2 separate regions of the Mus musculus genome follow, and region 2 is linked to region 1. Evidence: chromatin loops called from intact Hi-C (ENCODE). Cell type or tissue: gastrocnemius. All regions are shown on one strand. Links, peaks and the distances in the headings refer to the core of each region. The heading gives the core; the rest is flanking DNA.

Region 1 (5,372 bases), core at 298-5,297:
AATGAAAAAAAAAAAACTCTCTTAAGTATCTGAATGGTATTTCATTCTTTATTTTCCTAAAAACACAAACTCAGTCAGGTAACACTGATACATGTTCTGAGTTAATAAGTCTTGTTTTAGTTTTAGTTGCTGTAGAACTATTTGTAAAAGGCAGTGACCCCTCCCGAGGACTTCCCACCACACTTGCTTGCCGAGAGTCCCCCACTCTGATCCATTTCTGGTTGCAGATACAATGGGATACTCTAATATAACGTAGTTCATGTAACATCTACAGAGCCCAGATTCGAAAGCTGTTCCGAGACATTCCATGCGCTCTTCATGGCTATCCATCCCTGGGATTTGATTAAAGCATGAATTTATTATCTCAAAGGAAACCCTTTACACATCACACACTCACTTTCCAACGCTTCCTGCTCCCTAGTCCAGCAGTCCCCAGCAGCCCCCACAGGACACATGTTGTTTGGTTATCTGGTTGGTTTTGTTTTGTTTTGTTTTGTTTTGTTTTGTTTTGTTTTGTTTTGTTTTTCTTGAGACAGGGTCTCACTGTGTGGCTCTGGCTGGCCTGGAACTCACTATGTAGACCAGACTGTCAAACTCACAGAGATCCTCCTGCCTCTGCCTCCTGGGCACTGGCTTTAAAGGCATGTGCCACTGCACCCCACAGATTTTGTGTTTTTGAGACAAGGCCTTGCTCCATGGCCCCGCTGGCCTCGAACCTCTGATTCCTGGGCTTTGGAAGGCTCAAACTCCTTGTGCTGTCCATGAGAACCACTGTTCCAGCTTTAGCTTCATGCTACATACAGCAGGACACGCTACATCACGGAGAAGGATGTCCATCCGGCCTGATGTGCTGATGAGCCATCTGCAGGCATCTTCCGTGTGCACTACTGTGTCCCCGCACAGCATCTGGCCGGGCTCCATCTAGTTTAGCAGCTTCTGCATCATCTCTGGGATCTGTAGGGCCAGAGGGGAGGGGAGCCAGACAAACAGGCAAGAGGCCTTCCCTGAGTTTGCTTTGGTCATGTTGGGATGCAGCATGTGTTTAATTGTAAACTACTAACCCAGCAGGACAACAGTAAGTGCCTGAGTCACCTGACTTTCACCTTCTGTCGATTTTTAGGCAGGGCAGCATCCGCTCCTGCAAACACACACACAAAGGAAATACAAGTTTTTGCTCGAAAGATGCCATGAGATCCAGATTTTAATATTAAGATAAAAAGATGGCACCACAGTTGGCAAATCATGTAAAATTCATCATCTCATGTAGTCAGTCCTTCCTATACCGGAAGGAAGGTGACATTATCATATCCATTTACAGATGGACGAGTGACAGTGGGGGGGGCCGGGGAGGGGGTACATGACGTGCCTGTGCCTGTGTCGTTGGGAATGGCAGGTAGTGTTCCTTACAGGATGTTGGAGTTCACTATTTATTGTCAGGGTTGATCTCTCAGGCCACCACAGACTTGCCACAAAGACTCTGAAAACACTCTTTCCAGCTCTCCATTTGCTTGCATCTGACAAGCATACCAGAGTCTGATTGAACAAGCAAGACTCAGCCTCTGAATCTGGGAACAGACTTTCCTATCTGAGACACATGGGAATGACTGGTTGGAATTCAAGCTAGCAAGTGGTGAACTCAGTGGAACACAGGCTAAGTGTAGACCCCTGACCATGCCCTCCTCTTCCCCTGCTCTTCCCTGCCTCCTGCCCACACTCAGGCTGCACTCCAATTGCCCTAAGCTGTTTGAAGTCCCCCCAGCTTCTTAGGTCCTTGAGTCTTTTAACACTTATTCCAATAGGAGCAGCAGCAATGGTCATAGCCTTTCTAGGTTCTGTATATAGACTCATTACAGTCTGTTCCATTTCACATGGCTCAGACTGGGCACGTCCTTGGGCTTCAAGTGACACAACCTGGGTGCTTGCCTGGCTCCTCTGGTATGTGATAGGCATGACCTCAGGCTGATGCCATCTGTCCCTGCTTCAGCCTCTTCATGTGTAACTCTGGGCAGGCTGCTTCATGGACTGTGGTGAGAGCTAAGTGAGGTGGGCACAGCCTCTGGCACCTGGTTCACTCTGAACTTCCAGACTGAGGCCCTCCCATTTTGCATGCTCTCTGCTGTGCCCAGGTTTAAAACCTCTTCTGCTGTCCCCTCAACTTTATAGCTGACCGTTGATTCAATATTCAGACCACTTCTTACACTGTTAAGATGGCATCTGCTCCCCAGAGCCAAGAGTTCTGATGCCCTGGCAGGCTCTGATGTTGGACCAGGGTCATGAAGTGCAATGGTCAGGGAGGACTTGAACTCAGGCCCTTAGCCTCCCAGGCAATTCTTCCCTTGGCCTAAAAACCTCCAGAGACTTCTAGAAAGCACTTCTGCTTTCCCTTTGGGTTTGCTATGCCAAGTGGGCCACACACCCTTTCTCGCTTGTCCCAGTGCAAGCAAGCTTTCATCATCAGAGTGGCTCTACCCAGCACTACAAAGTTTTTTTGCAATCAAAAAAATTCCCTGAGAACCGTCCTGGAGGCCTCAGCAACCCCAAGTTCCCCGAATTGGCCCAGGTTAAGGAAAATCTGGACACACCCCTTTGTTAAAGATGAAATAGTCCAAGGTAAATCAGTCCCCAATATTGTACCCCCAAGCCCCTAGCACAGGTGGAGGGGTGATAAGAATGAGAAGGAGGGGCAAAAGTTGTGGATGTAACCCTTTTGATACCACGTTAGAGGTCAGGGAAAAGATATTTCACGGAACATTAAATATTCCTGAAAAATCTGGTTGAAAATCAAGATAACGATGACATGGACTTGAGGGCAGAGGAGTAAAGGAGAGGGGGAAAATGCCCCTTAATGATGTCCTAGGCAAAGGGAAGGACAGGGGTCCCCACACCAAAAATCCCAACAAGGAGATGGTATTTGGGGAGTTTCCCCTTCGCTAAATCACAAGTCCTGGGACGACCGTGTGACCGTGTGGGTAGCCCAGACCCCCTCCTCGCATCGCCTCTGCTTTATTGGTGCCCGGGCTTGCACCACTGGACCCCATGGGTGTTTTTCTGCCCGGCTCCCGCGGTCCAGGGGCAGCCAGGCAGGTGGCGCCCGAGCCGAGCGCATCTCGACCCCTCGTCCCAGGTGAGGGAGGGGCCGCGGGGACCCGGCGCCCTGGGGGTCGGGCCTAGGCGCCCGGGACTCGCCCAAGGTCACTGTGCGGGCTGGGGCGGGGGCGGTGCGGGGCGGTCCCGGGCGCGGTGACGCGGGGCCCGTGCTGCGGCGGGGCCCGGGCGCGGGGGGCGGCGCGTCGCGTCCTCCTTTTGTGCGGCGCCGGGCTGGGCTGCGAAGGTAAACAGCGCTTCCTCTTCCTCCTCGCCGCCTCTTCCTTTTATAGCGATTTCTGGCCGCGCCGGGGCCGGGCCGCTGCTGCTGCCGTTTGCTGCTGCTGCTGTCGCTTGCTGCCGCGGCGGGGCCGCTCGCGAACCTGCGGCGGGGACGCGCGAGCCGCCGACCCGGAAGCGGCGTGTGTGCACCGCAGGCTCCCGCCGCCAGCTCGCCCGCCCGCCCGTCGGGCCGCCAGGTACGTGCAGGGCCGGCCGGGAGCCTGCTGCGGCGTCGCCGCCCTGGTTCACCGGGCTGCAGGGAGGGAGCGAGCGAGCGCCTGGGGCGCTGTGCACTGGGAGGCTGGGGCGCGGGGTCCGAGTGGTTGTCCCCGGGCACACCCCTCTTGCAGGCCAGGTGAGCGCTGCAGGGCCTGACCCGGGCTCCGCGCTGCCCTCCGCTAACTTCATTTTGGGGGTGGGGGTGGGGGTTCCAGGCCAGGAGGCTGAATTGAGGAACCAAAAGGGCGAATAGACTCGCACCAGCCTGACTTCCTTCTGCTCCGACCCCCGCCGGCGTTTAAACAGCACTTCCTCTTTGCCCGTTATGTTTTCATCATCATCGGCATCATCATCATCATTATCAGTTTTTTTTTTTTTTTTTTTTTTGAAAAATGGAAGTTTAGTGTTCAGAGGTGGAGGCATTTGGAGCCCACAGGGCTTTCTGGGGGTCGTGCACACACAGTAGGTCTGGAAGGAATCCGTGTGTCCTCTGAATGTGGGTCTTGTGTCTGGGGTGGGAGGAAAGAGGAACCCGGACTTCCTTTGCAAGCAGAGCCCTAGGGGGTTGTCTCAGATCCCCACCCTGCCGCTAGAAATGGAGGGGTGGGGGAGGGCTTGAGTGTGAAGGTGGCGCAGCAGGGAGAGTCACGTGGCTGTGCACCTCTGTCTAATTCTTGGTCCTACCACTCACAAGCTTTGTGACCTTGGCCAAGTTGTCTGCATTCTCTGGGTCTTTCGGCTCCTTGTGTCTGTAAAATGGGCCGCTCTCAGTTCTGGCCTGCAGTAAATGGGACTAGGTTTCCTGGCCTTGAGGTTCAGGGTGGGAATGTCACCTCCCCTTTAATGCCTTCATCCCTTAAGACACGTGCCGGGCGGGAGCACAGGGAGGCTTCCTATAGATAGTTGTGAAATGAATTGGTGGCTGGTAAATTTTGAGAAGTGAGCCCGTAGGCTTCCTCATTTTTGCCTTCTTTGCCCTTAACTTCCACCCCATCATCACCAGAGCCATGTTTTGTTACTTCAGCCTCCAGAAATCCGCGGATCCCTGGAGGAAATAGGGACTCCCTCTGAGGAAGCTTCCACTCTGATTTTGATTGAGACTCTCCCTATTCTTGGAGGGTTGTATTCAGTGTGGAGAAAAAGGAAGCTTTTTTTTTTTTTTTTTTTTTTTTGCGATGACAGTGGAGGTGGCTGGCAGGGTTGCCAGCTGGAATGATTTCCCAGGCCCTGGGCTCCATGTAACTGGGAAGGAGGCTGGGGGAGGTGGCTTTTTCTCCTGTGGTGGAGCCTGCAGAACAGGTCACCTGGCTAGGCTTTCTTCCTGGAGGCACTTTGTAATAAGTATGCTGTAGATTATGAGTGTGTGTGTGTGTGTGTGTCACAGAGAGAGAGAGAGAGAGAGAGAGAGAGAGAGAGAGAGAGAGAGAGAGAGAGGAGGGAGGTATTTGTGCACTTTGGGAAATTTTAAGGAAATGTTGCTTTGTCTAACAGCCATTTCCCCCCTCTTTCTTTTCACATCCAAAGCCTTGTGTGCATGTCTCTGAAGTCTGAGAGCGACTGCTTCTTGCTTTGTTAATTTCTTGACGTGTTGAGACAGGACCTTATGATGTATCACAGGCTGGCCCAGAACTTGTGAATGTTCCAGCCTCTGCTACCCAAGTTCTGAGACCACAGGTGTGTGGCACTGTGTCCCTGGTCACTTCCATTCATTTACTACCGAGGCAAGCAAGCTCCTCCATTCAGAGACACTGCTACACAGCTCTTGTTAATGCACATGGTGGCCACAG
Region 2 (5,372 bases), core at 307-5,306, 54 kb before region 1:
CTGTCTTGACAGGCAGAGCCAGCACCTGTTCAGAGAGCCTTCGCTGACAGCAGAAGCCAAGAACTAATACACCCAACCCCCACCCCTTGTAGCCTCCCTGTGTAATTTTATCTCACAGGGACGTAAAAAAAAAAAAAAAAAAACATAGAGTGCTCCATCTGGCTTAGTGCCAGGCATCACTCGCCTGCATTGAATAAATTCTAGCTAGCTCTTTACTGAACACCCAGAAAACAAAGGCTACATTTATTCAGCGGTTCAGCTGCTGAAATGGGCTTAGAGGTTTGGCCATAGCAACCGTGGTTAACGAAGGATAGACCACCTATCCCTTCCTTTTACAGGTCAAGCCCATGCTTGAAAATAGAACTTACTCTCCTGACTGAGTTCCCCCTGGCAGCCTATCGTGGGACATCAGATTCCGAGCATTGGACTGTCTGCTGCTGACACAGATAGACAGCTGCCTATCTGACAGCTGCCAGGCACTGAACCATAACTGTCCTTAACCAGCCGGGCTCACTTGCTCTTACATGGGAGAAACTTACAGTGTAAATATGATCCTTAGAGGACACTGTTAAACAGTCAGCTAGCACCCTGTGCAGAGGGCCTTGTGTTTTGTGGTCCTGTATTTTTTTTTTTTTCAATCTATCCTGCTAACTGGAATAACTATCTACTTGTAACAAAGCTGTCTGGAATCAGTCATCCTTTGGATTGTCATTAGTTTCTCTCCACAGCAAGGAAGGCCCTGGTCCTTGCTTATAGCACAAGCTACGCTCACAGATACAAATGTAGGAAGCTCGGGATCATGACTTCCTGGGACAGAACAGGCACCTCTGACAAAGTCCCCCACAAATAGGGGAGTGCAAGAGGCAGCAAGAGAGAAAAAAACCTCCTCTGAGGCAAGCTCAGAAGGATTTCCAGAACCGTCCAGTGACCTCATCAGAACTCAGGGAAGTTTGATCTAAATTCCCATCAGCCAGCAGCATCCCAGGCCCACATTCACCATCCTTCCAGCTCAGGCAGTCAGATGCCTGGCTCTCTGCAGAAAGGAGTCCAGAGAGAATCCCTGAAGGTACAAAGCTAAGTGTGTAGATCTTTCTCATAACCAGCAGCCCCCTACCCAATACAATTTAAACAGAACCGCCTCGGGGTCACCGGGACCCTGAGGTTTTTACTGGTTTTCAATCTTTGCATTTGAATGCTATCATAGAACTTTGGTTTCTTTAAAGCTAAGAGGAATCTGAAGGACTATATCCCATTGTACAGGCAAAGAAACTGTGCCCTAGTAAAGTTAAGGAATTTCCTATAGATCACATGGTGCTGTAGCAGGAGAGCTGTAGCAAGCTATGGCAAGTCACCCCACGGTTTCTTTCCTTGTTGAGGGAGATCCTCTGTCTTTCTCTTACCTGCCTAATGGAGAGCACATTGAGGCAGTGTATGGAGAGATCCTCCTGTTAGGTCTGCTGGGCTGTGGCTGCAGCTGCTTCTGGAGTGGAGGATCATGGGAAACCAATAGCTGCACAGCTCATCTCACAGAACAGGTACTTGCAAGTACATAGTGTTTGCTTGCTTGGTTGGCTAACTTAGCTGGTTTACAATAATGTTAAAGTTTAGAGTCATGGCTGTCTGCCATTATTCATCTTCATGCTTTTTTGCGTGTCAATGGCAAAAATGTATACCCACCATCGAGCCATTACTTCTCACAAGATTGAGGACTGTAGGAAACACTCGACATAGCACATGGCACCATGTGATCCATTGGGGTTGGTTCTCTCTGCCACTGCCTCTTTTAAGGCGTTTTCAGGGAACTATGGACCAGAGTGAAGTTGCTCACTAGCTGGATTAGCATGTACCATATCGAGACCTGACGCCTGCCTGCTTTTTAACTAAAAGAAACTTTGTAAAGAATAAGTCTGATCTCAAGGAGCAAAACTCGGTTTGAAGAACTAAGTTTTTAAGCTTTTAGAAGCAGGAACAACTAGTGTGCTAGAATCCAGAAATATTACTGCTCTGAATAGCATGTGAATACTAACCGTTGCATCTCATGTGTACATGCTATGATGGAGACCTCCTACCTCATACAGACTCCACCCTCAGTCTAGACCCCCGGGATTCCTACTCCATGAGGGCCAATCCTGCAGAGTTACCAGAAGTAAGGATTTGGTGTTTGCCTTGCTGAGTCACTGCTTTGAGCCTGCACAGTGAAATGACAAGCAGATGAGACCGCACAGCTCCACCGAGTGCACTCATTCAACAACTATTTCAGGAGCAGGGATACAGGGGAGAGTGAAGAAGGCCTTCTGCAAAGTAAGAAAGCAAGCAGAAAATGCACCATCAGGTCAGTAGGGGGCAGTGCAGGAGGAGAGCAAACCTGCTTTGAAAGCCAGGTTTCTTTTTCCTCCTGCCCTACTGAAAACTTCTCCAGAACAGGAGCTATAGTCCTGTTGTCTCAGCACAGTGCAAGATGGGGTTCATCTGTCAGATTATTAAGTGTAGAAGCAACAGAAAGAATAAGTGAAAGCATGTCTCAAAAGATGCACAGCAAAAGGAGGGAGTGGGCACACATGGAACCAGACCACATGTCCTAGGGAAGTGGCGGTGCACTTACCGGAGAGCGCTGTAGAAATGCTTATAGCAATTCTACCCAGGACAGCTGTGGAAGCACTTTATACAAAGCATCGCCTTCTCTGAGAGGCCTGAAGTCTAAGAGACAAGTGGAGATGGGGAGACCCCCTCAGCTTCCTGCCGTGGCTTGCCATCACTGGCTGAGTGCTACAAGCCTGGCAAGTGTTCATACGTTGGTGACTACCGCTCCCTGGGGCTTGTATCTCCTGGGATAACCCTTTGAGCGGCTTGGTATAACAACTCACGCGCTTTGCCTTTAAATCATCGCATTAGATTTATGTTTATATTTAGCTTTGCTTTTGTTGTTGTTGTTGTGGCCCTTTTCCAGTTTCCCACCATATATTTTATTATTTTAATAATTGTTAAAGCTTCGTTATTAAAAAAAAACAATTTGCAAATAAATAAAAACACCACACACCAAAACTAACCAGATGCAAGATCTTTACAATTCACTGACCTTACAGTTAAGATAGGCATTCAGAACGGAAGCTGTGATGTACCAAATTCCTTTTTAAACACATTTCCTGAAGCCCCGTGGGCTGACCAAGAGCTTTATCTTCAACAAGGGTCACTAACACAGGCTATCTGGTCAAGTCACCTGGCCTCTAGGGTATGAAAAAAGAAGCAGAGGTAATCCTGATTTCTCCTGCATGGGGAGAGATCAAAGTGTGTGCTTATGTAACTGTTACAGAACCAACCCTAACTCCTTTGAATCCACTACTGTTATCAGTATCAGAAAGGGACTGAGGGACAAATGAACATCTAAGGCTACTCTCTGCAAAGAAATCAACAAAGAAAAACATGTCACCCTGGCGCTCCTTCCTTCCTTATACAGCACCTGGCTTTAACTACTGCTTACTAAGGTGATTAACATACTATAAAAAACCATGGGACCAGCTACATAAAAACAGCCACATAAATTTAAAATACAATGTAGGACATGTTATTATAGCAAATAATAATGGATTGTAGTCTTGAAAGTTGCTAGGACAATAGATTCTGAGTGTTCTTACCACAATAATATATTAGGTGAAAAATGTTAATTGACTCATTGAATCATTCCGTAACGTGTATGTGTTTCAAAATAGCATCATGTGCTCAATGAACATATATGACATTGTTAATTAAAAACACAAAGGGAGCCGGGCGTGGTGGCGCACGCCTTTAATCCCAGCACTTGGGAGGCAGGGGCAGGTGGATTTCTGAGTTCGAGGCCAGCCTGGTCTACAGGACAGCCAGGGCTACACAGAGAAACCCTATCTTGAAAAATAAATAAAAAATAAAAAATAATAAAAATAAATAAAGGGAAAACCATTAGTAAGTGATAGAGCTTTTCTGTGTGCTGGTAGAGTTACTCAGGTATAGCTTCAGTCATTAAGTCTTCTGTAAGGCATATTATTGTCAAGACGGCTTTTTAAGCCGTTTTCTGTGAACTTTGAAAGTTGTACTTTTTATTTGGTCTCCAGGTAGAAGACCTGGGTTTTCACCTTTACTGAAATCCAAATGTGCAAAATACTGGAAAATCTGTGCATTGATGCCCAGGCTTTACCAGGTCCAGCACTGGGACAGAGAAAAGCAATACCATCTCCCCTGTGAAAACATGCAGACGGAGCAGGAAGAAGAGCAGTCACTGTGGTACAAAACGGGGTATTCTTGTCCCTGGCAACCTTGCTCAAGTCTTAGACATTAACAGCAGTCACTCCAGGGAAGAGAAATGCATTAAAGAAAGATTCTGGATAAAGTTACATATGAATCCTCCTAACAAGTGAGGGCAGAAAAAAAAAGTATTGAAATCCTCAAAACTGAATAAAAATAGTTTTTAAAGTAGGCAGGAAGTGAAGAGAGATCCCCACTGTGCATGTGGGAGTCAGGAAGAACAACCTGTTGTCAGGCCTGAGTGTTTGGGCTTGAGTCAGCTCACCGTTCTCTGAACTCAGCTTCTTGCCATGTCTGACCAACTTTCCAAACTCTTGGATCTGGATTCAGCTTGGTTGGTAGAGACTGGGTGACCCTTGCATGACATCATCCCTGAAGTCACACATACCTCTGTTAGCCTTTTACTTCAGTATTTAGAGCCTCCCTACGTGACCTTTTGTAAGATGCACTTCACCAGAGAATCCCTAGATGGTGATAGAGATGAAAGTACAAGAGAAACTCACTATTGTCTGTTACCTATTCTGCATTTCCTCTTTCCACTTCCTCCTACTGGACCTGGGTGTTTTCCCCGGGGGGGGGGGGGGGGGGGGGGTCAAAGGCTGAAAATGCTGCCCTGCATCTCAGGAGCCAGCAGCACTGACTGCTGGAGCAAGTGTCTGCTGTTTCTAAACCTGCTTTGTCCCAGATCCGTGCCTCCTATTCTATGGGGTCTGTCATGCCAAGCTCCTTCCCTGGATACATGATAGGACCGTACTAAACCCATATCTCACAGGATAGTACTGAAAGTTAAAAGAAATAACCTATTCAAACCCATTTGAAGAGTGCAAAGCTCCGTGCATGTGTAAGGCTGTAGTACAACCTCCTTATGATATCTAAGACATTAGTAACTAATAGTGTGACTAGGTATTGCTTTACAGGAACCATAAAGCTGCTGTCCTGTGTCACGTCAGTGAAACAGAATCAAGTCTATAACTGTGGTCATTCTCTTAATGTACATGTCTACCTTATTTAGATGATCATTGTCCACTGCCCTGTCAGGCTACCTCTGAGAATTAATGACTGAATCCTTGTTAGTACAAACCATTAATTAATAATTA

The links. Peaks named below come from ENCODE experiments on the same cell type or tissue, not always from the same donor. Only the 100,000 strongest peaks of a DNase experiment are listed, where the experiment ranks them.
Region 2: a loop joins it to region 1, with 5 times the contacts of the local background. A loop is called at or near these places in 6 of 42 quality-filtered maps.

What each region holds. Positions count from the first base shown.
Region 1 is chr15:64,058,386-64,063,757 of GRCm38, reverse strand. It overlaps Cyrib (CYFIP related Rac1 interactor B), which reads left to right and starts at 3,310. Exons shown (of 13, transcript NM_001360036.1): 1 at 3,310-3,563. In gastrocnemius, for the core only: a CTCF peak has its summit at 3,072; DNase peaks (open chromatin) are centred at 3,384, 3,563, 4,218, 4,806 and 2 more places; H3K4me3 peaks cover 1,981 bases; H3K27ac peaks cover 3,895 bases.
Region 2 is chr15:64,112,756-64,118,127 of GRCm38, reverse strand. All of the region lies in intron 25 of Asap1 (ArfGAP with SH3 domain, ankyrin repeat and PH domain1), which reads left to right. Among named protein-coding and RNA genes, the nearest start is that of Gm20717, 17 kb to the right of the region's middle. In gastrocnemius, for the core only: a CTCF peak has its summit at 2,344 (motif pointing right); a DNase peak (open chromatin) is centred at 2,319; H3K27ac peaks cover 1,750 bases.